Regions from separate parts of the Mus musculus genome. Here all the other regions are linked to region 1. The links are chromatin loops, found by intact Hi-C in ENCODE. Cell type or tissue: left cerebral cortex. All regions are shown on one strand.

What was found. A loop is a pair of places that touch in the nucleus more often than their neighbours do. Peaks named below come from ENCODE experiments on the same cell type or tissue, not always from the same donor. Only the 100,000 strongest peaks of a DNase experiment are listed, where the experiment ranks them.
Region 2: it touches region 1 in a loop (7-fold over the local background); 10 of 42 quality-filtered maps call a loop at or near these places.
Region 3: it touches region 1 in a loop (4-fold over the local background); 9 of 42 quality-filtered maps call a loop at or near these places.
Region 4: a loop joins it to region 1, with 2.3 times the contacts of the local background. A loop is called at or near these places in 3 of 42 quality-filtered maps.
Region 5: it touches region 1 in a loop (2.2-fold over the local background); 12 of 42 quality-filtered maps call a loop at or near these places.
Region 6: a loop joins it to region 1, with 5 times the contacts of the local background. A loop is called at or near these places in 21 of 42 quality-filtered maps.
Region 7: it touches region 1 in a loop (4-fold over the local background); 3 of 42 quality-filtered maps call a loop at or near these places.

What each region holds. Positions count from the first base shown.
Region 1 is chr14:16,432,104-16,436,103 of GRCm38, reverse strand. It overlaps Rarb (retinoic acid receptor, beta), which reads left to right. Exons shown (of 8, transcript NM_011243.2): 6 at 846-1,050; 7 at 1,781-1,939; 8 at 3,837-4,000. Among named protein-coding and RNA genes, the nearest start is that of Top2b, 69 kb to the right of the region's middle. In left cerebral cortex, a CTCF peak has its summit at 1,548 (motif pointing left); DNase peaks (open chromatin) are centred at 1,538 and 2,667; H3K27ac peaks cover 1,245 bases.
Region 2 is chr14:18,185,689-18,189,688 of GRCm38, reverse strand. No RefSeq gene overlaps it. Among named protein-coding and RNA genes, the nearest start is that of Nr1d2, 51 kb to the left of the region's middle. In left cerebral cortex, a CTCF peak has its summit at 2,445; a DNase peak (open chromatin) is centred at 2,456.
Region 3 is chr14:18,167,651-18,171,650 of GRCm38, reverse strand. No RefSeq gene overlaps it. Among named protein-coding and RNA genes, the nearest start is that of Nr1d2, 69 kb to the left of the region's middle. In left cerebral cortex, a CTCF peak has its summit at 1,604 (motif pointing right); no DNase peak of the experiment used is centred here.
Region 4 is chr14:17,071,832-17,075,831 of GRCm38, reverse strand. It overlaps a transcript of Rarb not described here. Among named protein-coding and RNA genes, the nearest start is that of Gm32121, 330 kb to the left of the region's middle. In left cerebral cortex, no CTCF peak of the experiment used is centred here; a DNase peak (open chromatin) is centred at 1,883.
Region 5 is chr14:16,575,227-16,579,226 of GRCm38, reverse strand. It overlaps Rarb (retinoic acid receptor, beta), which reads left to right and starts at 3,751. Exons shown (of 8, transcript NM_011243.2): 1 at 3,751-4,000. In left cerebral cortex, CTCF peaks have their summits at 1,969 and 3,626; DNase peaks (open chromatin) are centred at 2,112, 2,494 and 3,626; H3K4me3 peaks cover 869 bases; H3K27ac peaks cover 794 bases.
Region 6 is chr14:17,401,313-17,405,312 of GRCm38, reverse strand. All of the region lies in intron 1 of Gm32121 (a long non-coding RNA gene), which reads left to right. Among named protein-coding and RNA genes, the nearest start is that of Gm32121, 4.5 kb to the left of the region's middle. In left cerebral cortex, a CTCF peak has its summit at 2,434 (motif pointing left); DNase peaks (open chromatin) are centred at 1,113 and 2,367.
Region 7 is chr14:16,734,263-16,738,262 of GRCm38, reverse strand. It overlaps a transcript of Rarb not described here. Among named protein-coding and RNA genes, the nearest start is that of Rarb, 160 kb to the right of the region's middle. In left cerebral cortex, no CTCF peak of the experiment used is centred here; DNase peaks (open chromatin) are centred at 273 and 2,311.

The sequences.
Region 1 (4,000 bases):
TATGGCATGATGGCTGTGTAGCTACAAACACACTGTATTATAAGAGGGCTTTCCTTGAGTCAGATTCATTACCCCTCAGCTTAAACTATAGGATGTTCATCTGAAAGACTGGGTATAGGGCATGCTAAGTATCTAATAAAGACTTCTTATAGTTACCTTCCTGTGGATACAACCAAATATCTGAAAGACACAAGTTAAGGGAGTTCTATTTGAGCTCATGGTTTGAGAATAGAAGCCACAATGATAAGAAAGCCATGTATGTAGGACTGTGAGGCAACTGGCCACATTGTACCCAGAGTCAAGAAAATGCCAGCTTTTTGTTGTTGTTGTTGTTGTTGTTGTTTTCAGTCTGAAAGCTCCTAGTCTCTGGAGTGTGTGCCACACACATCCAGGGTACATCTTGTCTGATTAGTTTAGCCCTTGTGAAATACCATCACTCAGACATGCCTAGAAGTATGTGTGTTCCCATAGCAAGTTTAGATCCCATAAAGTCGACATGAAGATTAGCTATCACAGTTGGTAAGGATCATCCTTACTTATTTTTGGTTGACTAAACTTTTGAAAATAGAATCTTGTTAATCTTCTTTGCACTAGTACCTGGCTTAGTGCCTGAGAGGTAAGTACTCAAGAAATAGATATTTCAATCAAATGATGATTTATTTTAGTAAAAAGTTATTTCTCAAAATGTGAGTCCTACATATTATTCCTATCAACCTCAACAGTGGGGCATACTGTCCAGATGACCCAGGCTCCTTTTTCTTCTACCATAGATCTGGTCAGTGCTGTCAGGGCAGGCCGTCATAAATGATGCAGCAAGTGTACATGCATACTTTTTTTTCTTCCAGATTCTCAGAATTTGTACCAGGTATACCCCAGAGCAAGACACCATGACTTTCTCTGATGGCCTTACACTAAATCGAACTCAGATGCACAATGCTGGCTTCGGTCCTCTGACTGACCTTGTGTTCACCTTTGCCAACCAGCTCCTGCCTTTGGAAATGGATGACACAGAAACAGGCCTTCTCAGTGCCATCTGTTTAATCTGTGGAGGTACTGACTCCTTAGAAACCGTCACCAGACCCCAACAGAGCAATTACAAAGGCACAGAAGAGATCTCCACTGGGGTTCTTTGGCATGAGAAAGGCGTTGTACTTCTTTCTGTTGCAAACTAAGTACTGGTGTTTGAGCTCCTTCTGCCAAAACAAAAGAAATGCCAAAATGAGTTTGTTCTGTTTCTCTTGTGGGAAACAGGTGCTTTTGTAAAAGCAGGATTGTACTGCTGTGTGCCTAAGGACATTTTAGTGATGACCTACACAAATCACATGTTATTTGAATTCAAATCACCTCTTGGTCTTCCCCACCATACAGGTGCCTACCTGGTGGGCTGGAATAAAGTATGGCCCCTTCTTTGTAGTGACCCCTGCTGGCTAACCAGAAGCCAACTTTAGTTCAAAAGTAATGGTTGTAATGAAGGGGAAAGGTTATCTACCTGGCTTTTACAGGCTGCCCAGGGTTCTTTTGTTCAGCTCAATACTGACACCATCTGGCCATGAGAGGTAATTCTTGCCTCTGGGCCTGAGCAAGTGGACATCAAATGAGCTTACTAAGGGGGCATCTTCAAGTGTCACTGCTTAAAGCAATTGCATTTACTCAATTTAGTGTACAACTGAGTCACCAAATAAAGCCACTTTACAGGAGGAATAGGAGACAAGGAAAGATAGCCAGCAGTCTCTGAGCCTGTCTGATCACTAAACACTGAATACTTTCTCCTGCTATCCAGACCGCCAGGACCTTGAGGAACCAACAAAAGTAGACAAGCTCCAAGAACCACTGCTGGAAGCACTAAAGATTTACATTAGAAAACGACGACCCAGCAAGCCTCACATGTTTCCAAAGATCTTAATGAAAATCACAGATCTCCGCAGCATCAGCGCGAAAGGTATGTCTTCAAAGGTGGAAAGCAGAACAGAGCTTGGCCAACTTTTGCTTTTTAAAGCCCATATTTTAATATCAGGAGTCCCATTATTGCTTAAGTTGGGATGTCTATCTCATAGAAATCAAAAGGAATTAGCCTTGTCTGAGCACTCATGTGTGTGTAGTTAAGAGCACCTCAGGTTTCCTAAGGAAGACATTTTGATGGTGTCTCTGGTGGGAGATAGTAAAAGCAGAAAGCAGATACCACTACCCAGTGATATTAAGAGATAATTGTTTTAGAATGGATGGCTGGGTAGAAGAGCAACTCTTCAGAGATGATGTGTTTTTTAAGACTGTTATTATTGCTGGGGCTCATATGCATGCCCTTGGAGGTTAAAGGACAATTACATGGAGTCACTTCTCTCCCTCAATCTCTGTGACCTTTCTAGGGCACCAACTCAGTCAAGCAACTTTCAGAGCAAGCTCTGAGCCCTCACCCCCGCTCCCTTTTTCCAGGTTTTATTTTTGATTCCGTACATTTCATTCCAGCTTTTCAAATAACTTAGGCTTCTATACACTCAGCCTATTTTTCCATGGCACCCTAACAACCCTAGGCAAATGAAGGTCACTGTGGCTGCAGCTCTGGTGTAGGCACTTCTTCTGAGTACAGGAATTCTTGCCTGGCTGAGAGATATAAATACTCTTGCCTCATGATTCTCAGTCTATGTGGCAACTCAGGCAATTACAGAAATGCCTAGAGGCATCTCATAGCTGAGTGCAGAGGACTTTTCTATCGAGATGACTCAGCCAGCCACGCTATTACATATCATGTTCCCTCCCATTAGCAGATTCTACACCTCAGGATCTTGGCAAGCCAAGACACAAAAGTGCTTAAATGCACAATGAACTTGCTTGACAAGAAACCTCAGTTCTTGTTTTTTAGTTTTTTTGTGGGTTGGTTTTGTTTTTCTTTTTTTATTCATTTGGTAGTTTGGTTTGAGGGAGCCGAGGGGAACATTCTAAGTTCATTTCCACCACAGGATTAAGAGAAGCAAAAAGACACTAGTACTTGAATGGATGTAATTGAATGAAGTGGGGAGAGAGAGAGAGGAGAGGGAGAGGAGGAGGGAGGGAGGGAGGGAGAGAGAGGGAGAGAGAGGGAGAGAGAGGGAGAGGGAGGGAGAGAGAGGGAGAGAGGGAGAGAGAGAGAGAGAAAGTGTGTTCCTATCACCCTATATATATCCACGCCAGTGACCTGAGGACTAGCAGCCACATACAGAAATGTCCCAAGCCCCATACTAGCAGTAAGTCCAGCAACGCTAGCCACATGGTTCTGAGGTAGTTTTGTTATTGACATATTTCCACCTAACCAGCTGCATGTTGGGGGTGTGTGAGGTGTGGTGGCATGAAACCACCTGGTGCTGGACTGGGTTGCAGAAAACCATCACATACTGTGACTCAAGTCAATCTTTCCATTGTGGAAACTGCCCATCCTTTCACCTTTATTTTCCTGATCTTTCATCAGTGACTTCTCTTTGTAAATTTTATATTCCGAATTTGATTGAAGCACTGCAACTATCAAATATGCACATCACACATCTCCACTTCTTTTTCTTAAAGACTGAGAACCTCTAGTGTGCCCTATTAGTACTTATTCTGTTTTCAAAGGCAGTGGTGGATCAGCCTGTGCCTGAGAACCAATCTAACTGGGATCTCGAAGCACACTTGACATTCTGGTGGCTGACATTCCCACAGTAAACACCTTATAGTTTTTTCTTCCAATAAGTTGGTTCTTCTCAACAAAGACACATGTGACTTGATACATGTATTACACAACTTTTACACACCTGAAGGTGAATGTTGGTTTCTTAGTATCTAGCTGAGCCCTTATCTGACAGGTGTTCTATTATCTCTTGAAAAAGGTGCCGAACGTGTAATTACCTTGAAAATGGAAATTCCTGGATCAATGCCACCTCTCATTCAGGAAATGCTGGAGAATTCTGAAGGACATGAACCCTTGACCCCAAGTTCAAGTGGGAATATAGCAGAGCACAGTCCCAGCGTGTCCCCCAGCTCAGTGGAGAAC
Region 2 (4,000 bases), 1.8 Mb before region 1:
ACCTACTCAGTGTAGATGTAGTCCCAATGGACCCTGTCCCAGCTGCTCTGCTGCTTCTTCATCCTGTTTGCTCCTGAGTTGACCCTCCTTAGAGAAAATGATGATCTCCACTGAGTCCCGGAATCAGAGCCTTAGAAGTAAATTTAACTATTCCATCGAAACTGTTTTTTGAGAGTCTTAATCTTATTCCATTGGTTAAATGTTCAGATGGTACCATGAATTCCTCACCTGTACCATCACTGTCATCTATGGAGGGCATGAGGTATACCTTTGGTTACTTGCTGATAGCCTTCCTACAAACATTATTACAGTGTAGATAAGAGAAAGAGGAGGCTTCAGAATTCACTGGCCCAGAGCTCCATCAATCTGACTGCTGTTTGGAATCCAAATATCTTCCTTGCCCACAGCATAAACAGTAAAGAAGCCAGTGCAGCAAAGATGAGGACTTGTAAAATTTCTAAATAATAAAATTTTCACAATGTGCTTTCTTAGCCATAGAGTCTTCATGATTGTGACATGCTTAAAAAAATCCACCAGTACAGGCTTGAGTCAAGGAGAGTCAGGCTTTATCCCATGACTCTCATCATACCTTCAGTGAGTACACAATAAAACTGTCCCAATATAACCACCTGTGCATGACTGTTCCTAAAGGAAGTGTCACAGTGTCACAATCCTAACAGAAAAGCTGATGTTCTCTTAAAGGCCAGTCTGATCCAGAGATATCCATGAGGCACCACCATAGTAAGAAAAAGCCATTCAAATTCTCACTGGTATCTGTTCCTTTCCATTTTAACAGAAATAATGAAGATTTGAAGTCTTTAGGAATGGCATCAAGACTGTTCTGCCATGGCTGAGGGGATGGATCACTTTAAGAGCACTGGCTATTCTTCCAGAAGACAGAATCTAGCATCCACATGGCAGCTCATGATAACCCATAACTTCAGTGGGAATGTACAGGCACTGTACACACATATATTACCATATATGTGTGTACATATAAACATATAGGCGAAACACTCATAAAACAAGCATAATTCTAAAAAAAAATTAAATGAAAAAGAAGTGTTATACTAGGGTTGGGAAGATGGATCAGTGGTTAAAGTACTTACCATGCCAGCAAGAGTGCTGTGGTTCAGATCCTCAGAACCCGCGGAAGGCAAAGACAGGGGATTACCCCACAGCAAGCTTGTTAGCAGACACTAGGTGAGCTCTGGGTTTGCTGGAACGACCCTGCCTCAAATGATAATGTAGAGGAGAGATCGAAAACAACCCTGATATTTCACCTTGGCTTCTGCATACAGACAAGCACACTCACATACATTTACCGCACACACATGCACACTAATCCTAGCACCAGGGAGGAAAGGCCATCCTGGGGCATATAACAAGACTTTCCTCAAAACAAAACCAAACAGCACACCTGCCAGAAATGGTCGGACATGCCCGTAATGCAGCACTCAGGAGGCTGAGGCAAGAGATCATCAAGATCTGGGCTACTTATTTATAATAGCCAGAAGCTGGAAAGAAACCAGATGTCCCTCAACAGAGGAATGGATACAGAAAATGTGGTACATTTACACAATGGAGTACTCCTCAGCTATTAAACAATGAATTCATGAAATTCTTAGGCAAATCTGGAGGATATCATCCTGTGTAAGGTAACCCAATCACAAAAGATCACACATGATATGCACTCACTGATAAGTGGATATTAACACAGAAACTTAGAATACCCAAGATACAATTTGCAAAACACATGAAACTCAAGATGAAGGAAGACCAAAGTGTGGATACTTCACTCCTTCTTAGAATGGGGAAGAAAATACCCATGGAAGGAGTTACAGAGACAAAGTTCACAGCTGAGACTGAAGGAAGGACCATCCAGAGAATGCCCCGCCTGGGGATCCGTCCCATATACAACCACCAAACCCAGACACTATTGCAGATGCCAACAAGAGCTCGCTGACAGGACCCTGATATAGCTCTCCCTTGTGAGGCTCTGCCAGTGCCTGACAAATACAGAAGTGGATGCTCACAGTCATCTATTGGATGGAATACAGGGCCTCTAATGAAGGAGCTAGAGAAAGTACCCAAGGAGCTAAAGGGGTCTGCAACCCTATAGGAGGAACAACAATATGAACTAACCAGTACTCCCCAGAGCTGTGTCTCTAGTTGCATATATAGCAGAGGATGGCCTAGTCGGCCATCAATGGGAGGAGAGGCCCTTGGTCTTGTGAAGATCATATGCCCCAGTACAGGGGAATGCCAGGGCCTGGAAGCGGGAGTGGGTGGTTTGGGGAGCAGGGCAGGGGGAGGGTATATGGGGCTTTGGGGAAATGTAAATGAAGAAAATATCTAATAATAATAAAAAAAGATCTGGGCTACATCAGGATATCCTGTATCAAGGAGTCAAAGGCAGTGTTACCTGCTAATTCTCAGTTTACCATAAGGCGGCGCTATAGCACCAGGGATTTCATCGCAAGTTACAATTCAGAGAAATGAGGCAAGTTACAATTCAGAGAAATGAGGCCCGTTTTCTGGTTAATGTTTGTTTTTTCAGGCTCAAAAGGAAAACTGTTTAAAAAAAATAAGCAGTTTATCAGACATTGAGACAAAGACGTCGAGGGGAAAGACAAACTGTTGCTTCAAGGACAGCAAAAAAAAAAAAAAAAAAAAAAAAAAAAGTTCCTGCGCAAGTAAAAGCTGAGCCGCCTGTAAGCATAGTTTAAAAACAAAACAAAACAACAAAAGCAAAACTTCAGAGGAGGAGAAAATCAAAAGGTTGAAAATCAGAGGGAACCAGAGGACCATGAAGACCATCCACAGGCCTTGTTGGAGCTGCGGATCAGCGGGAACAATCTAGGGAGTGAGCTGGGAATGAGGAGATTGACCTTGCTGGACACTTAGGTTGCTTGCTGGTTAGTCCCAAGTGCTGCACAAGCCACACGTAGGTCTGACCTGGGCTGGCTTTGAACTCGAGATCCTGGCAATTGCCCCAGCATTGCCTGCAAGTGAAGTGAGAATGAGACAGATGAATTGGGATTTTAGTTAAAGAGGTTGGGGCTGTTTTGACAGCCTAATTAAGTTATTTACAGCAGAAATGGTTGTATTTAGAGAGTGTCATTTGTGTTAGCTTACTGAGGGTTATAGCGATGTACCAAAGGCAAGACTTTACTCTTGCACTTGATTGTAAAAACAGCTTTTCTTCAGAATTTTTTTTTATTAAAAATAATTTATTTTTAATTGTGTGTGTTGTGAATGTACAGGTGAGTGCAGAGGTCAGAAGGTGGAGATGGACTTATAAGTTCTTGTGAGCCTGAAGTTGGTGCTAGGAACCCATCTTGGGTCCTTGGAAAAAGAGCAGCCTGTGCTACTGACCAGATTAAAAATAGATAAATGTGGGAAAGTTCTGGAGAGGGGGCTGGAGAGATGGCCCAGCAAACTGCAGAGTGCTGGGTCATAGGTCTTCTATATTCAGGATTCTTGGTGTGTGTGTGTGTGTGTGTGTGTGTGTGTGTGTGTGTGTGTGTGTGTGTGTGGTGTGCTGTCCCATGGTGGTTGTTTACATTATTCATCTTCTCACTTACATCTTTTCTATGACCATGTCAACTGTGATGATTGGTAATGTACAGGAGAGTCTAGCAGGGGCATGCAGTTACTGGCACACTCTTGATGGAAAGTTGGTCTTCCTCAGGTTGGGGAAGAGAGCAAACAGCTTTAGGAGGAACACACATGGAGCAGTGAGGGAAGAGAGGCCTAACCAGACAGATCAGCTGAAGCAACAGCTGGGTGATGGATGTCTTGGAATAGCTGTCGAAACCCCAGGTAGAGAACACGTAGCCAGCTACTCTTCTGTCTCCATTCTTTATCACACTGAGGTTATAGAGCTATATCTAACCGTGCTGGCTTTGCTTAGTGCTGGGTTTGAACTCAGCTCCTGATGATTCCACAGCAAGAGCTCTTACTCACTGAGGCATTGCCCTAATCTCCCAATTATTAA
Region 3 (4,000 bases), 1.7 Mb before region 1:
TGGATGGATTCCCGGGTAGGAGTCAGCCATCACTGGGAAGAGAGGCCCCTTGGTATTGCAAAGTTTATATGCCCCAGGACAGGGGAATGCCAGGGCCAAGAAGTGGGAGTGATTGGTTAGGGGAACAGGGGAGGGGGAGAGTATAGGGAACTTTCGGGATAGCATTTGAAATGTTAGTAAGATTCTTACATTTGCCTTCACCATTTGGTAATCTCTGGTATTAATGTTCTAGCTGTCTTTGGCTGGAGCTTGTTCCTCCTGTAATTTTGTTGGCCTCTGTTAGCACTCCTGGGAGTCCAACTCTCTCCTGAGTCCCAGTGGTCAGAGCACTCTCTGCAGGCAAGCTCTCCTCTGGCAGGGAAGATGCACAGAGGTCTGGAGCTCAGCTCTGCCTCCTGGCTGAAGATGAAGGCCCAAAGAGACCCTGTCCAAGAAACTCTGTTGCTTCTGTGGCCCGCATGCTCTTTTGAGCAGACTGGTCTCTGAGAGACCAGCGATGGCAAGATGGCAATCTTGCCTGAGTCCCAGGGTCAGAGCCCTCCCTGGAGGAGGACTCTTTTCTGGCGGGGAAAGTTCACAGAGGTCTGGGTCTCAGCTCTTCCTTCTGGCTGAGGATGAAGGCCTGAAGGGACCTTGTTCAAGCTCTGTTGCTTCTGCGGCCCGCTGGTTAGAGTGTTTATTACAGCTATAGAAACGTAATAAGCACAAACGTATATAAAAGCTGATAGCTCCTTGGATCATTTGTTGCTGAGGCAGGATTATGTGCATCTGGTACATGGGAGAAACTAGTTAGTGAGTGGCTGGAATCTCAGGTGAAGGTCTAATGACCTTCTAGCCACTCCTTTTGGGGTCTTGTGAGGCTAACTGTAGCCACTTTGGTTTCTAGATGGCAATGGTCATGTCATGACCAGAGGACAGTGGTCTGTAAGAGACAAAAAATGATAAAAAAAATAACAGCCACAGGGTAGGGGATCCTGACCACAGTAAACTGGGATGCACAGACTGGGAGAGGTGTTAGTGGAGGCCAGGCACTCTGCAAAGCCCCCTGCTGTTGCTTCCAAGCTAGCAGAAACTGATTTCAGGACAGAAAATTCACATTTTGCCTTTGGCAGAAAAGGATGAGGACAGACAGACAGGACAAGAACTGACAGTTGCTCTGCCCTGACTTTCTACTCTTACTATTTCAGGAAAAAAAATGTGCATTTCCTTCCATCGAGGTTTCTTTTGGTTATTTTCTCCCAGAGCTATTATTTGCCCTACATATACTTGTGGGTTCCACTCCCATTGTTAACCACCACTGCCAGGGGCTCTGTCCCTGAGTCTGCTCTTTGGCCTGATATGCTTTCAATCTCCTTTATCTAGGAATCCAGGAAGTTTCTGTCTCCTCTATGCTGTTGACATTCCGATTTCATAGATTCACTGACTTCCTCTGCTATAGTGATTTCCCTTCCCCTTCCTCTGGAAACTTCTCTTGATGTACTGGACCCCACACTGATTGTGAACAACACTCTTTATTTTTTTTTAAAGATTTATTTATTTATTTATTTATTTTGTATATGAGTACACTGTAGCTGTCTTCAGACACACCAGAAGAGGGCATCGGATCCCATTACAAATGGTTGTGAGTCACCACGTGGTTGTTGGGAATTGAACTTAAAACCTCTGGAAGAGCAGTCAGTGCTCTTAGTCTCTGAGCCCTCTCTCCAGTTTGAGCACCACTCTCTATTACCTTTTTTGTCTTCTGTTTATCTCTAGGGAGATCTCCTTATTTACTTAGTTATTTATCTTGAGACTGAGTGTGCTTATGTAGCCCAGATTTGTCAACTTCTGTGATGCTCCTCCCTCTGACTCCTGAGTGCTGGGATGACAGGCATGTGTGACAATGTCTGCCTTGATTTATCTTTTTTAACCTCTTAGGTTTTGAATCTTGACACAATAGTTTTAGTTCTCAAGAGGTTATATTTCTTAGCAGAGCATGGTAGGCACACCTTCAATCCCAGTGTTTGGAAGGCAGGGAGAGAGGCAGACAGATTTCTATGAGTTCAAGGCTAGCCTGTTGCACATAGTGAGTACTAGGGTAACAAGCAATACACACACACACACACACACACACACACACACACACACCACCACCACCACCACCACCACCACCACCAACAACAACAACAGTACAACAAGAGCTCATCTTTTCTTATTATTTGCTGAAAATATGAGTTTGTTTCCAGTTATGGGTGTGATAGTATCTCTTTTGACTGTGTCTATTTAAAAATATGTAGCATATATAATTGCTTACAATCACAGGGAAGCAGGGTATGGTAGTGCATGCCTATAATCCCCAAACCCAGGAAACAAACAGGAGGATTAAGTCACATGAAGCCAGCTTAGTCTACATAATAGGTTCTAGGACATTCCAGGCTACAGAGCAAGACTAATATACAAAGATAATATACAAAGACTAATATACAAAGATAAAAGAAAAGAAAAAACTCGCCCCAAAAGTATACTTTTAGGAAGTACTGTGATAACCAGACAGGTGCACAAAATGTGTGAAAATCAAGCCTGGCTGATTAGCTTCTCCATCATTTAGGTCTTTACTGCATTAATCAAGAGTTTTATACATGCGTCAGCCTCCATGCCACTTTTCAGCTTGCCCTGGATCCCCCAACACAGGTCACATATCCTTTCAGATGTCACCATCTTCTCCTCACCCTCCTCTTTATTACCCACTGAGCCCAGTTAGTGTTGCCTGTATACACATGAGTACCGGGGAATCCTCTGGAACACTGGCACCTACCAGAGGCCATACCATCAACTCCTGCCACTCAAACCCCAAAGCACCGACTCCCCCCCCCCCCCAGCTGCTGCCAGTCAGCAGCTTTTTCATTAGGAGGAGGGTGACATTCCCAATCCATGCAGAAATTTGGCTAGCTTGATTTTTTATGCAGGTCTTATGTAGGCAACTACAGTTGCTGTGGGTTCATGAGCACAAAAAGGCAAAACCATGTCCAGAAAGTGTTTTATAGCATATTTACCTCTTTCCCTTTCTCTAGTCCTTAAATCTTTCCATATTCTTTCTACAATGTTGCCCTAGCTTTGGTGGGGATGATTGTAGATGTCCTATTTAGGTCTGAGCATCTAACAAATTATGAGTGTTTGCATTAACTATCACTCACTGCAAATATAAGTATCACTGACCAAGGCTAAGATCAGCATTAGTGTATGCGTGTGAATACAAATATTTAGAAGGCAGTTCACTTAGCAAAACAGTAATAGTGGGTTCTTACAGGGCCCAAGGGTTTTCCTTAGGTTTATAGTTCCAGACATGGATTTCCTCCTATGGAGCAGGTCTCAATTTCAATCAGAAAAAGGTTAGTTAACTTCATAACTATAAGGTGGGAATGGTAGCTTGCAGGGTTAAATGCTGGATAAGAGCATGGATGGCTTTTCCCCCCGTGGCGTGCCTTCTGACACTATGAAACTCACCAGCAGGGAAGAAGTTTCCAGGTCAGTTCTTCTTGGTTTCTCTGTGTTCTGCAACCAATGTATGTGATGCTTGTAGCAATAAGATCTTATTGGTTGCTCTAGTGGGCAACTGAGAATAATGGGAAAGGGAGATTTTCAGTTGATAATCATTTCTGTTCAGGAACAACATTATCTGCTACCACTCATGCAGGGTAGTTCTGGCCAAACTTTCTATATTTAAAATTATATATTTTAACCAGTAAATAAGATAGAAAATTCCACATGGGTTTTCCATGCGTATTTTGTTTTGGTGAATCCCTCCCCTACCCTCCTGTTTTTCTCATACCTCTTCCTCATTCTCACTTAAATCTTTCTGTCATGACGTGCTTTTTCCACTCATAGTGGAAATTCAAACTCAGTTTCTTATGCTGTACAGTTGGCCTTTACTGAGTATCTCCGAAACTTCTGCAGATTAGAAGAGGTGGTCTGATCCAGCCTCCAGAATTAGTCATATTTAAATATTTAGACTATTTAAATT
Region 4 (4,000 bases), 640 kb before region 1:
GAATGGGGAGAAGAGCCATGATAGAAGGGCAGCTCACAGCCTTTACCTGGAAGTCACATATCTTGGCCCACTGACTTACATCCCAGTTACATACTGACCTGTCTTCTATGTTCTCTAAACATGAGAACCCCCATGAGTTCCGACATTGACCAGTGTTTGATGAACTGCAGATAATTGTTTGCTAAAATAATAGTTATATAAGACTCAAATGTGTTCTAAATATATTTTTTGTTGTTTTCTTTGAGACAGGGTCTCACTGTTTATCCAAGACTGCCCTAAAACTTACTATATAACCCAAGGTGGCTTAAAACTCATGATGGTCTTTACCCTTCTTCCAAACGATAGGGATAGTAATCACAAGTACCATGCCTGGCTGGAACCTAACTGTGTATTAAATATTAAATACCAATGTCTTGTTTAATCCCCATTGGAGTATTCTTTGATAGATTCTGCCTTCATTTGAGAAATGTGTAGTAAGATCAAGGAGGTAAAGAAACTCATGGAATGCCACACAAATAGAAGTTGTAGACAGGGCTGGAGTTTGAATCTAGGTAAATACATCTGTGACTGTCAGCTACATAGGGCATGGATATTGAAAAAGCAAATCCCTGCAGCCTATCATTACTACATCCTTGATAGTCAAGTGAATGGTGCAGGACAAGAGTCCTGTCCTGGCATATCTGTGCAATGGCAGCATGAGTTGATGTGAGCCTAAGTGCCACTTCGTCTGGTGATCATGTTGTGATAGTATTTACTATGTTATGGGCAACCAGCAGCATTACTTTATCTAGAAAATTATCTAGGAGGGAAAAGGTAAACAGACTGGGGAACATAATGTTCCTCTGCCAATAAAAGCTTGGTGTCTCTGAGTTCCATGGGGTTAAATCAAGAGCACAAATGACAGCAATCAATTTCTAAATGGCAGTGATAGAGTGACTATGCCATAGACATTCCAGCTTGGTTCTATTTATATGGGGAATTGTGTCTTAGTTTCAGTGAACAAATGTTGTCTTTTCCATTAAATTATATGATTTTTCTCTAAAAATTTACTTTAATTAGTCCAAAAGAATCAGGTTTCTTCAAGTCATTTTAGAAGATTTATTTCTGTTGTTCTTCCTCTTTCCCATCTTCCACCTTTATACCCATTGACCTCTATTACTGTCCTTTCTCCTCTCATAACATATGTTGTATGGCTCTCCTCCTTTTCCTCAATCACTCTTTTCCCTCCTTGCTTTCCCCTCTCAATTTCATAGTCTCTACTTGCACTCTCATACACATGTGTACAAATATTCAAACATAAACAATTTGGCTCAATGAATGAGAGAGAATAGGCAATATTTCTCTCTGAGACTCTGCCACCTTATTCACGTGCTTCCAAGTGTATTCACACACTCTAATTTCATTTTTCTTTATAATTCTAGAGAATTCTGTACTGGCTAGTTTTGTGTCAACTTGACACAGCTGGAGTTATCACAGAAAAAGGAGCTTCAGTTGAGGAAATGCCTCCATGAGATCCAACTGTAAGGCATTTTCTCAATTAGTAATCAAGGGGGAAAGGCCCCTTGTGGGTGGGACCATCTCTGGGCTGGTAATCTTGGTTCTATAAGAGAGCAGGCTGAGCAAGCCAGGGGAAGCAAGCCAGTAAAGAACATCCTTCCATGGCCTCTGCATCAGCTCCTGCTTCCTGACCTGCTTGAGTTCCAGTCCTGACTTCCTTAGTGATGAACAGCAGTATGGAAGTGTATGCCAAATAAACCCTTTCCTCCCTAACTTAATTCTTGGTCATGATGTTTGTGCAGGAATAGAAACCCTGACTAAGACAAATTGGCACCAGCATAGTGGGGCATTCCTGTGACAACCTGACCGTGTTTTGGGGAGGACTGTGGAAGGACTTTGGAACTTTGGGCTTGAAGATCCATTCGTTGTTAAGAGCTCTGTCAGATGTTGTGTGGGAGCTTGGAAGATAATGTTGAGAACAGTGCAGAAGATGGAGGTCTGGCTTGTGAAATTTCAGAGGGAAAATTAAAGACTCTTTTCAAGGCCATTGCTATTTTGATTGGGAAGATTCTGTGGTTCTGGTTAGCTGGGGCTGAAAAATCAGCTGTGATTAACAAGATACCAGAACTACTAAAGTGAAACTTTTGCATTACTGGGACTATTGATGCTGGTTAGCTGGAGCTAAGAAATTATCGGTGATTAAGAGGAGATCAGCGTCATTGAGGTGACATCTTCTGTGAAGTGCTTTCTGAAAGTACAAAGAGGTTGTGTTCCAGAGATAGCCAAGGTTGTCCTCCTGCAGTGGGACTTGGTAATGTGTAAGGGTCACCCAGGTGGTACTGGTTTTGAAGGCATGAAGGGGTTACGCAGAGCAGTTGAGGCTCAGCACTGTGAGAGGCCACGGAAGCCCATTGGTGAAGGTGCAGCCTCAGTTGCAATTGACGGACTGAAGGGTTCATGCAGTGTTTTGGAGATGCCAGTACCATGAGATGACCACCAAGAGCAGCAGCAGCAGTAGAGTACAGGCATCTGGAGCCTAGAGGACAACGCATATGCTACAAAGGGCATGACTGGAGAAGTGACCCAAAACCTTGGAGGAGCCCAGAAGATCGTGAGTTGGATCCAAGACTTTGGATGGTTAGAGATTGATTTTTGCTTTTGATTGTGACTGTGCCCTGATATTTTCCCTCTTGAAGGAAAAAACTATTTTAGTGGAGGCCACAGTTAGGAGACTATTAATTGTAAAATGACTTTGGATTTTAAAAGATATTGGAGATTGTAAAGGGATTAACATTTTTTAATTAGATATTTTCTTCATTTACATTTCCAATGCTATCCCAAAAGTCCCCCATACCCTCCCCACCACTCCCCTATGCTCCTCCTGCCACTTCTTGGCCCTGGCATTTCCCTGTACTGAGGCATATAAAGTTTGCAAGACCAATGGTCCTCTATCCAATGATGGCCACCTTGGCCATCTTCTGATATATATACAGCTAGAGACATGAGCTCTGGGGGGTACTGGTTAGTTCATATTGTTGTTCCACCTACACAATTGCAGGCCCCTTTAGCTCTTTGGGTACTTTCTCTAGCTCCTCCATTGGGGGCTCTGTGATCCATCCAATAGCTGACTGTGAGCATCCACTTCAGCGTTTGCTAGGCAGTGGCATATCCTCACAAGAGACAGCTATATCTGGGTCCTTTCAGCAAAATCTTGCTACTGTATGCAATGTCAGCGTTTGGAGGCTGATTATGGGATGGATCCCCGGGTATGGCATTCTCTAGATGGTCCATCCTTTTGTCTCAGCTCCAGACTTTGTAACTTGTTCCATGGGTGTTTTGTTCCCAATTCTAAGAAGGGGCAAAGTGTCCACATTTTGGTCTTCGTTCTTCTTGAGTTCCATGTGTTTTGCAGATTGTATCCTGTATCTTGGGTATAATAAGTTTCTGGGCTAATATCCACTTATCAGTGAGTACATATCATGTGAGTTCTTTTGTGATTGGGTTACCTCACTCAGAATGATGCCCTCCAGGTCCATCCATTTGCCTAGGAATTTCATATATTCATTCATTTTAATAGCTGAGTAGTACTCCATTGCGCAATTGTACCACATTTTCTGTATCCAGTCCTCTGTTGAGGGACATCTGGGTTCCTCCCAGCTTCTGGCAATTATAAATAAGGCTGCTATGAACATAGTGGAGCATGTGTCCTTCTTACCAGTTGGAACATCTTCTGGATATATGCCTAAGAGAGGTATTGCTGGATCCTCCAGTAGTACTATGTCCAATTTTCTGAGGAACCGCCAGACTGATTTCCAGAGAGGTTGTACGAGCTTGCAATCCCACCAAGAATGGAGGAGTGTTCCTCTTTCTCCACATCCACGCCAGCATCTGCTGTCACCTGAATTTTTGATCTTAGCCATTCTGACTGGTGTGAGGTGGACTCTCAGGGTTGCTTTGATTTGCATTTCCCTGAAGATTAAGGATGCTGAGCATTTTTTCAGGT
Region 5 (4,000 bases), 140 kb before region 1:
AGGTAATTGCTGCTTCAAACCCAGAGAAACAGATGTAGATCCTGAACTCTGGCTATAAATCCATGCTTTATGATTAGGGTTTTCAAATGTGCTGTGTCACACTGGCAAACAAGTACACAGTGACTCTTAAACAAAATGAATTTGACTCTCAAACTTTTGGGGATTTTTGTTTGTTTGGTTTTTCTTGTTGTTCATTAGACCATTGATCAAATAGAGAAAATAGAAGAGGTGTCCATGTTAGAACAGGTGTCTGTGGAGGGTATGGGAACGGTTCTTTCTAGCTATGTAAATCAGACTTAGTGATGTCACTCCTTTACGCGTCACTGTGAACACATTGGTTCAGGTTTAACTCTACCATATTTATTAGTCACTATCATACATGAGCATATACTTATAGTGTATGTTCATTGGTGCTTTCCTTACTTCTATTTAAAAGAAAGACTTCAGAGAAGAATCATGTTTTCAAAAGGTGGGAGAAGATTTACTGACCAAAAAATGATAAGAAATGTGGTTAACTTGAGTCCGCTTTTGAATTAATACTTCCTAATAGCCTCAATCGCTGCCAATGGTGTAATTAATCCATGATGAGAAATGACTCACTGACTATGAGTCCCACTACATTATAAGAAGTCCATAATATCCCATCCACGCAGATTTAAATACTGATCAAGTTCATTTCTCTACAATTAAAAGAATCTCGAGGTGATTATAAATCTAAATTATCCTTGTGCAAAAAAAGAAATTCCCCAATCACAAGCAATCACCACACCACAACCACAAAGAGCCTTGCTAGAGACTGTATCCTTTCAGCCAAGCAACTGCTATCTTGGGGATTTCAGCTATGTCCCCTTGCAAAGGGATAATCCTAGCTAGGCTTGTTGATAATACTGCTCCACCCCAGGAAAGACTGGGGAGGGTGACATCTTCCCCCACCACCTGTTGTATGCAACTCTGCCTTAATTGCCCATGGCCTGGGGAAGGCCTTAAATATATGAGGAATGTGGTCTTCATCTACATAGCTGTGGGGAAGCTGTCTTCTCTGCTGAAGTACAGACCTTCCAAGAGTGCCTAGTTAGGGAGGGAGCACCCCCACACATCCCTGTAAGTGACTTTTCAATTATGCTTTGTAAGGAAGCCCAGTAAACTCAAAGTTCCTTAGAGTGACCTCTAGTAATACTGACCTCTGTCCTTGGAACCATAGGGTTAGGAGAAGGGTTAAATATTGCTTAGGTCTCCTGAAGAAAAGGAATTTTAGCAACACACAGGCACACAAAGGAGGAATATTGTGGAAGACATTTCTGGGCTCAACCTCTCTTTCCCATGACCACTGCCTCCCTGCACTTTGGGACCATTATTAGCAATTTCCACAAGGAAGTGCAGCAGCCTCCTGGAGAAAGGGCACCTGAGACACAGGTATCTGCCATGGTGCCAAGCTTTCTCACCTCTAACTTATTTCAGTTCTGTTCAGTTCCTCTCCCCTCTGCCCATACCTTTTCCTCCACCTCCAATACTAGGTGCTCGTGACTCTGTTTCCAGGGAACCCAAGACCTCAAGGAAGCATTCAGGGACAGTAAGTCTCTTGGGCCAAGCAGAAAGTCACACATAGCCCAGCGTTTTGTATCTTTACAATTGTTCAGTGGTGGTCAGTTAAGTGGTCGCTTTGTAATGTGTGTTGTCTTTGTAGTTGACAAGTTTCTAACAAAATGGCTACAGAAAGGAAAGCAAAACAGTGTGCACTTCCAGTGAGAGCTCTCCCTTCAGCACGCTGAGCTTCCTATGCTGCAGGTATAGAGGGCTTTCTTAGGGACACTCACTCCCTAAGGAGGAGTGTGCAGCATGCTCCCATCCTGTGCCAGGACAGCCAAATAATAGCAAACTAGTCAGAAGGGCATTTCAGCAAGGGTGGGTGTACCTGACAGGCTCCCCTGTGTGTCAGTGTCCTTCCCTCCCTGCACTGCCCACAAAGGAAGACAGGAGTCAGGGCTTCCCCACCCATTTCCTTGCCAGCCTCCTGTGGGAGAATTCCCAGCTTGGCAGAGAAGGAAGCAGAGTCTGGCTCTGCCCGGCATCTTCTTTCCAATGGAGAAGTTGGAAGCTAGCTGCAGGTGGCTTCCCTTTTTGAAAGTGCTGGCTGTTTGGCTGCATCTATATTAATTGCCTCTGGGTTTTTGAGAACAACTAAAAAAAATTCTGCTCCTTCCCCTAGGCTGAGTCAGTGTAACCAGTTAAAAAAAGAAAAGAGAAATCCTCTTGTCTGAAGATTAGGTTTTTTATTTGTATTTTTTTAAAACAGGTATAATTGGACAGGGGTGGTCTGAGCCAAGTCTAGCTTTCAGAATTATAAAACCCTCATACTTGCCCAGTATGAGGAGTATTTTCAAACTCCACGTTATGTGTGGGGACCTGTGCCTGACGAAGTGGCCACCAACACTCTGTGCATAGACTGAGGATTGGCGTGGGTTCAGACAGGGCACAAGTCTACTAACTGCTGAACACTGTAGCCTCAGGAAGGTCTGGGTATCCTTGGCAAAAGTCCCACAGCTAGAAACAGGAGGCTGAGACACTGCTAATATTCCTTTTGTGTGTTTATTGAGAAGTGACAGGTAGTTATTTACGTTCTATGGATGGTATACAGATGAGAAAACTGGGTCCTAGAGAAAATCAGTATTTTCCTAGACACACAGATGGCCAGTGACAGAGTTACTGTTTTCACCAACCAGCAAACCAGAATCTAAAATTCTTTCTCTGTCTCTCTCTCTCTGTCTCTATATCTCTCTCTGTCTCTCTCTGTCTCTATATCTCTCTCTGTCTCTCTCTGTCTCTATATCTCTCTCTGTCTCTCTCTGTCTCTATATCTCTCTCTGTCTGTCTGTCTCTCTCTCTCTCTCTCTCTCTCTCTCTCACACACACACACACACACACACACACACACACACCTCAGTCTCTGTGTTTTGCCTTTCACTTTCTGTGTTTGTGAGAGTGCGATTGGCAATGGGGGGTGGGGGGTGGGGGGTGGGGGGAGGGAGGTGGTGGATAGAAAGAAGAGAAAGGTGAGATTAGGAACAGAGTTTGGTGCAACTAATCTGTGACTGCTCCAGGTGTTTCTGCCTGCAGGGTTTTTAAAGTCTAAGTAGATCCCAGAAGGGACTTTTCTCTCCCCTCCGGAGCTAGGACAATCCCTTCAGCGAGCTCAGCTAAAGCCTGAAAGAGTGAGAAAAAGGGAGGAAATAATAATAATAATAATAATAATAATAATATGAAGAAGGAATAAAAAGACGGCAGGCTTAATGGAAAGTTTCCCGGCCCCAGAGGCTTCCCTCTGCGAGCGGTGGCGGGGCTCCTGATGGGCAGTTCGGGGCTTGCGGAGTGCTTTTACGGGAGTGGAAAGATACCTAAGTTGCAAGGGCTTGGCCAGGAACAGGAGAGCAGAGAGGAATTTCAGAGGCGAGCTGAGGGCGAGGGTCTCCCTGCCAGGGCCGGCCGATGAAAAGGCGCAAACCGCAGCCGCACTCCCGCTCCTCCCTGCGCTCCTGGCATTGTTTGCACGCTGAGCCGTGGGGAGCACCGCGCGGCTGGCCGCGGACTCGCTGGCTGAAGGCTCTTGCAGGGCTGCTGGGAGTTTTTAAGCGCTGTGAGAATCCTGGGAGTTGGTGATGTCAGACTGGTTGGGTCATTTGAAGGTTAGCAGCCCGGGAAGGGTTCACCGAAAGTTCACTCGCATATATTAGGCAATTCAATCTTTCATTCCGTGTGACAGAAGTGGTAGGAAGTGAGCTGCTCCGAGGCAGGAGGGTCTATTCTTTGCCAAAGGGGGGGACCAGAGTTCCCGTGCGCCGCGGCCACAAGACTGGGATGCAGAGGACGCGAGCCACCCGGGCAGGGAGCGTCTGGGCACCGGCGGGGTAGGACCCGCGCGCTCCCGGAGGCCTGCGCGGGCGTCGCCTGGAAGGGAGAACTTGGGATCGGTGCGGGAACCCCCGCCCTGGCTGGATCGGCCGAG
Region 6 (4,000 bases), 970 kb before region 1:
GTTGCACATCATGATTCTCCTGATTCTACAATGCTCTGTCTCATCTCAGTCCCTAAGCAAAGGCTTGGCTGACTGTGGCCTGATGCCTTGGAAAATATGAGCCCAAAGGCATCCTTTTTTCTCATTTCCCAACTCTAGCTACAACGTGTCTTTAGGCGGGAGGGAGTAATCAGAGGAAAGCTTATATACAGTAGTAGCTCATGCTTCGAATAACAGAACTCAGGAAGCAGGAGGATTGCCATGTAGTGCAAGCCTGCACTACAGTGTGAGACTCTATGAGAGAGAGAGAGAGAGAGAGAGAGAGAGAGAGAGAGAGAGAGAGAGAGAGAGAGAGAGAGGACATTCTGAATCATATGTACTTATGACACCTTGAGCCCCACTTGAGCCCTAGGAAGAGGCAGCAGGGCCTCTGCAGCTTCCTTCCACACGCACAGGGCAATTTTAGATCTACTGGCTGAATGGTTGATTGCTAGGTAGGTGGTGAGACAGAGGTTTTCAAATTCTGTTTGCCAATAATTTGAGGGAAACTTTTTCCCCCTGCAATGTGGTACTTTTGAGTCATCTTTTGTTTGAAATTATCTAAAAAGGTCAATTATGCAGCCCTGAGAATTAGCAAATCACAGGTATGTTTATTTTTGGAATAGAAATTCAGAATTGTAGAATGCATGAGGAGATTTGCTGGGAGCCAGGGTTTCTGGCACCCCAGATAGCCTGTTGGAGGATTTGTTTATCTTGCAAGTTCTCAAGGGAAGCCACGATTTCTAGTCTAGGGACTATACACTGAGAGTCACTGTGATAAAGGGGTCCTCCCTGTTCACTGGGTACATGGACATGCTTATTCTCTTTTTAACTCAGGCTTTAGTTATTCATGGAACCCCTGGACAGCATTAGACACACTGATATGTACCTGCCTTCCTCATGTCTGGTTGACTACTTTGGCCTGGGTATCAGTGGATTCCTAAATAAATAAGACACTACAGTTGAATGCCATTAGCTGGCTAGCCATGTACTGGCTACAGAGAGTCCTGTTTACAGAGAGTCTCAGAAACTGTGGGTTCAGATTCATGAGTCACCCTGCTGATGTTGAAAGCTTTTGAGAGTCAGCATAATTAGAAGCACCTAGTGAGGATATAAGCTTCACAGTCAGACATGGCTCATAAGCAATAGGCAGGGGTATCTAGGATCAGTGACTTGGCAGCAAAGTACAGAAATGGTTGAGACTTTGAAGGAATATATTGGTTTTCCAGAGTGAGGAGAAAACTGAAGAGCTGAACTTGAAATTATAAATTGGCAGCATAATAAAGTACTCAGAGACTTTTAGATGACTACTCATCTTCTCTTTTGTAAGACTATTTTTGTGCCCAGTGTCCATGAATGTTTTGAAAGACCCTGTTCTGGGGTTGTTAGGTGGCTCAGTGGTTAAGAGCCCTTGCTGTTTTTGCAGAAGACCAGGGTCAATTTCCAGCATCCACAACAGCTGCAATACCTGCAACTCCAGCTCCAAAGGATCTGATGCCATCTTTTGGACTCCCTAGGCACCTGCTACCATGTACACATATGCCTACACTACACTTCATTATACTACACTACACTACACACACACACACATTTCAAATCAAATTTTAAAAGTCTTTTAAAGGTCCTACTCATAGCATGCTGAACGTATTAGCCTCATTTTATAAGATATAAAATCTGAAGCATAGAGGACTTGAAATCACTTACTTTAACTCACACAACTAAGCACTGGGCAAAAAAGTATTTGAATTCAGAGATTCAAGAACTATGTGTCCAAGTGGGACAGTACAACAACACAGTGCAGCATGATGTTATTTATTGATTTCACACATGTGTGCCCCACACACATTTGGATTCATTATAGAATTGCAGTTACAAGGTGTTTCAAATGATCTCTAGGAATCTGTGGCTCATTAAGTTCTTTGGCCTGTGGCCACTGAGTGCAGCAGCCATGAGGAGGGAGGCACAATTAGTGCCCCTTGCCACATCCGGGTGCTCTGGTGTCACTGGAGTTGGCATTGAGGCAAATGTACATCCCAGCTCTGAAGCTCATTCTTGGATGGTGTCACTGGCCTTGTGTTCTAGGCCCCGGTTCTGTTCAAGAAGCAGCCTCTGCTCAAGTACTAAGCAGGAGCTGATCGCTGGTTTTTATGAAGAAAGAGCCTGGGAGCTGTGATCCTGAGAGCATCTCTCCCACGTTCCTTCTGTACAGAAGGGAGACCAGGTCCTATGAGCAGTGAATAAGGCCTGCTGACACTGCCATATGTCATGTGACAGAGAGCAGATGTGTGAAAGTCCACTGCAGGGGTATGCACTAACCTGCATGGTGAAAAAGGAGAGGACCCTGATGGGGGTAGCTTAGCAGGCATACATTCCGAGCAACCTCAGGCTTAGATTCCTTCTCCTCGCCTGCCCTCTAGTGGTACTTCTGAATACACAGTCTGTTGTCAAAGCCCAGCAGACATTTCCACAAACTTAGTTTTGAGGTCACTGTTGATTGCCCTGACGTTTTCTGGGTGATTAAGTATATTTTATTTGTTGTGTAGAAGAGAAAAATGGGCTTGCAATTCTTTTCTGACCAAAGTATTTCATTTCTGCTCAATAAATCATTTCTTAAACTTAATTATGAGATGCTTAATAGTACCACTTTGGAATACAGACAGTTATAAATTTTTTTATCTAGAACGGAAAATCAGAACAAGCAATAACGTGGATATTATTTTAAAATACAAGTCATTAGTTGCTTTGGTAGAAAATGCTAAAAAAGGAAACAAAACAAAAGAAAACAAACAAACACAAAGATTGGGATTTGGAAACGTCTTGAACTGACCTCAGAAGGTGGGGACTCGGGCAGGTTGGCTTCTATTCTCAGGTAGCACAGAGTGGTGTTTGGAATTAATGAACTCCAGCAGTAATGAAGGAAGTGCTGCTTTTTGCTACATCATTTCTGTGACCATGAGCTTTCCTGCTTTCCTGTGCATCATGAGTTTGTATAAAATCACTGTGGCTTCTCTACAGAATCAAGCAAGCATGGCTCATACTCTTCCTTAGCTTCCTGCTTCCCTAATACACACTGTATCTACTGGGCTAACAAGGGCTCATTTCTCCTCTAAAACTCTAATCTGGCAAACATTTGCCCTGATGAGTGAAGCATTCCACTATGTAAAAGTCAAACACAAAATTACAAGCAACAAAATGACACTTCAAATCAACATAATGCATCTTCAAGCCCCACTGATAATTACAAATTAAAACAGAATAGAAAGTTACATTTATTTGTTGGCAAGGTTAACTGAGTATTCAAATGCCAATATGCCATTAGTGTTTCTTGTCAACACAAAGGATAACTGAGCATAGTTGCTTGATTAAGCAATGTGTACTAAATGCTTAAACCTCTCAGTTGAAAAGTGATTTTTAAATATTGCTTATGCTACTCACAAATGTAGTTGAAATTCTTGAAAATCACTAGTAGGTTAGAGAAACAATTTGATGCTTTGATTCAACAGGCAGTGAACACTTATTGCAGGACACATGATTTGGCCTTATCTGGACTGCTGTGCTCACTTTCCAGCCCTGTATGTAAGATGTTTAGGAGCAGGGTGAAAAACAATGAAGTATCATGAGGTTCCTTGTAAAATTGGATCAATCAGACGGTGTGTTGCTTTGCTGGTTACCATGGATTTTCCCAATGCTCTATTCCAGAAATTTGTGGCTTCTTTAGCAGAAAAAGCTGAGAGGAAGCTGCCTGTTTTCTGTTTCCTGTTATAATAGAATTTTATAATAAAGGGAGAACTAAAAGACATCTACCTTATGAGAGAAACCTAAGGCACAAAAAAAGGTCGTGATGTTTCTGAGACCAGAGCTAGGAAGAGAGAAAATAAATCACAAGGCTTCTGATCTTCTCTTCCCAGTGCATTGGCTTAAAACCATAAAGACTTTCCAGCCATAACCAGAATGCAATGTCATCTTGTGAGCAACAATTAAA
Region 7 (4,000 bases), 300 kb before region 1:
CTCAAAATCTCACTAATCCCTACCCTGGAAATCTCCACCCTAGAAAACTCATTTCCCCCCTCCCCCCTCCCCCACCCCCACCCCCACCCCCCACTAAAAACAAGAAGAAGAAAAAAAAAAGCAAAACAACCTACCTCAGCCTGTCTCCTTGCTCAATTCCTGCTGCTTCTCCCTGAGCAGAGGCAGCTACCCTCTTCTCTCCCAATAGTTTGCTGTACAGTGTGACTTTGTGGTATTCTTGGCTCCTGGCTGCCAGGATACCTTTTACTTCAGAGCTATGACTCCCACTGGGGAAACCTTCCCCCTCAAAGCTGCAACACCTCCCTCAGGGAAGCCTTTCCTCTCAGAGCTGTAACCCTTAAAACAAGTGTGACCACCAACACACAGACAAATATACTCGCACATGTACACACATGCACAATAACACAGATGCATATGCATGCACACACACATGCTCTTTCTCTTCTCTTCTCTTCTCTTCTCTTCTCTTCTCTTCTCTTCTCTTCTCTTCTCTCTCTCTCTCTCTGAAAGCTTTTTTTTAACTCAGATGCATTTTCTACCATCTCCATAGTTTCTCTTTTCTATCTCTGTTTTAGTCTGAGTCATTGGTTAACTACCCATAACTACCCAGCCCTGTTAACCATAAATCTTAATCTCTTTCTCCATTCTTCTATTACTAAGTTTATTTTTGATTGCTACATTAACATATAAAATGTGTACATATTTGTAGAGTTTTCTATGATCTTTTAATATTTATGCATGCTGTTCATATTGTGTAGTGTTCAGGTTCAAGTGTACCATTCCCAACTACTCCCTCAAATTTTTTGTTGGTTCATTGTGTTATAAGCATTTGAAAATCCTGTCTTCTAGCTTTCTAAAATACAGAACGTGATTATATATAGTCACCCTCTCCTCCAGTATGAAACTCTCTTTCAAACTCTCTCTATTCTGTTCTAAAAGCATATCTTAAGTGCTTAGACAAGAACCTCAGGATTACAAAAATTAATTTAGCATGCATTAAAAAGTGAGTGTGGGAAGAAGAAAGTTCTCACATTTTAACAAAAATGATAAATTTTTAAATATAAAATTCTCACTTAACAGAAGTGATGTCTCTTGTGTCCATGTTGATAAAAGGAGCAAGTTCAATATATAAGCACATTTCAAATCTAGCACAAAATTGTCACAGAAATTCAAGCCACAAGTACTACAGAGCAAGCTAAGGGACATATGCCATTGAGTGGTGTCTTAGTCAGGGTTTCTATTTCTGCACAAACATCATGACCAAGAAGCAAGTTGGGGAGGAAAGGGTTTATTCGGCTTACATTTCCATACTGCTGTTGATCACCAAAGGATGCAGGACTGGAACTCAAGCAGGTCAGAAAGCAGGAGCTGATGCAGAGGCCATGGAGGGATGTTCTTTACTGGCTTGCTTCCCTTGCCTTGCTCAGCCTGCTTTCTTATAGAACCCAAGACTAACAGCCCAGAGTTGGTGCCACCCACAAGGGGCCTTTCCCCCTTGATCATTAATTGAGAAAATGCCTTACAGCTGGATCTCATGGAGGCATTTCCCCAAATGAAGCCCCTTTCTCTGTGATAACTCCAGCTGTGTCAAGTTGACACAAAACTAGCCAGTACAAGTGGTAAATTTTGCTTGATCCAACTCTTTGTCACAAAATGTCCCTATGATTTTGCTGTCCATCAAAGTCAAGACACAGCCACATTACCCCTATTGAGCCTAGGGTGGGAGTCAGGCTAGTCTGTGAGGGATGTATCTATTCGTGCCATGATTGTCTGGGGTTTCTCCAATGGAGATGCTTCCTGACCCTCAGCTAAGCTCCCTACAGTAGAAATGATGAAGAACCAAAGTTGTCTTCAAATAGAATCCATCACCCAGCAACATTTACCTCTCATGTGCCCAATATTGAGACTTCTGCTCTCAGGCTTGATACAAAAATAGGAGACATGCTCTTTACCCTTCCTTCCTTTTTCTTTAGCCTCCCCACTGTGTCTCAATTGTGGCCCATCCATTTCTGATAGGAGGACAAGACTCCTCTGTTGCTTAACTCCTGGAATAATCGTCCCCAAAGTCAAGGACAGAAGTCCACTTCTCTTCCACCACTGAAGCCATACAGCCACAGTGACAGTGCACCCAGCCCCAGTGAGCAGCAGAAGGGCCCTTTGGGGTGTGCTGTGTCTGGGATAAAGCTATCTTCAGAACCAATGTTCAAATATTCCACCAGCTCCACTAGGTTTCTCAGTGTGTCTGACTGCATATTCTCAGTGAAGACTTCTGACTTGGAAACTGTGAGACAAAATATGTGTATGGAACAAACTAAAAATAGTAGCAGACACTTGTCAAATGTTTGGGAAAGCTGGCTATGTTAATGCCCAGCTCGCCAACAGAATTGTTCCATGTACTTGCTTTGCCTGCTCATTGCAGTCACAACATGACATGTCTGAAAAGGATGCACAGCCCTAAACCAAGTCACTGGCCCTCTTTTCACTTGTTATTCTGAGAACAGTCTAAGTCACCCTGGCTGGTCTTGAAATCACTCTGCAGCCCAGGCTAAATGTGCTAGCTGATAGTTTTATTTTGTACTTGTTTACATTATTCGACAAGCCCCGGGTGTAAGGAGATTTGGGTCAGCAGCAAGGCATGCTCTCCTTTATTAAGTAAGCCTCATCCAAAGAGGGCTCTGCCCTCCTATCTCGCATCTGCTCAGAGTCATTTCACTGGACTTCATTAAGCCTGAGCAATTGTACTTTCCCCTCACCCCTTTCTTCCATGGACTTATTTAGCTTTACAACTCAAAAGATAATTGCTCTATTAACAAATGTTTATAGCATAATAAAGGAGTGGGAGGAAGCAGGGAATTGTTTTCCTCTCTGGGACATTCCTTTCTGCTTCCTGGAAGCACTGCAGAGGCATGACCTGAGCCGTAAATAATATTTTGGAAATAAACCAAAAGATTCATGTTTTAGCGACTCATCAACATTTCTTCCACAAGAGACCAAGAGACCCAAAGGCCCTATGAAGAAGGGAATCTCGGGAATTCCTGGAGGCTGAAAGGATGTCACCACTATTCTTAGCTGGGGGAGAAAGCACTGGCCTCCCTGGAAGGTTGGGGTGATTCTTCAGCTACACTATAGCCTACAGAAAACCTCCCACCTACTCGTGAGTTTAAATACAGGAGAACTTTTTAGAGAATGCTCTCTAATTCTTCAGGCTGATGAAATATGGTGCTATTCAAAGAAAGCCCTGCTTTAAGGGTGAGTTTTAATTTATCTTTTACCTAAGAATGTAACTGCTTTTAAGATAGAGGGATGAAGAAGTAATGAGATCAAAAGGGATCATTAGGGTAGGTCCCAACCCACTATAGTAGCTGTATTAAAAACTGAGATGAGTGCAGGCCTACACAGGAGTGAGACTATGTGCAAACACCCTAAAGATAACCTATAGTTCCAGGGGGAGGGGGCAGCCTTAAAAGAAACAACCTTGTTAACACATTGATGGTGCACATGGAGAACCATGGGAGTCCCCAGACTGTAAAGCATTGTTGGATAGCCATACTACACTAAATAGCACACTGTATTCCAGACACAAGTCACATGCCCTCAGCACTGAGAAGATTCACTTCCTGTTCAGATATAGTCATATCTGTGGGGTCATATATCCCCTTGGTGGCCTTTCCTCTCTCTAGGACATGGTCCCTTTAGCATTGGAGAGTGTGAACGGCTGTCTGTCCATCTGCTCAGTTCTCTGTTCCCTCGTCCTCACTGCCTTATTCTGCCCACATCACTCGCCACAACTCAGTGGCAATGCTTTCCTTTTGAATTACATATGAAATTATGCCATCTCAACCCCTTCCCCACCTCTGACCCCCACATTTCTTACAGCTCATTTCCACAGCCCTGTGTTGATGGCTGGGGTCTCACTGCTCTACTGTGAATCACCCACATCACCCTTAAGCAAATGTCCCTTCTGAATCTCTGTTTTCCC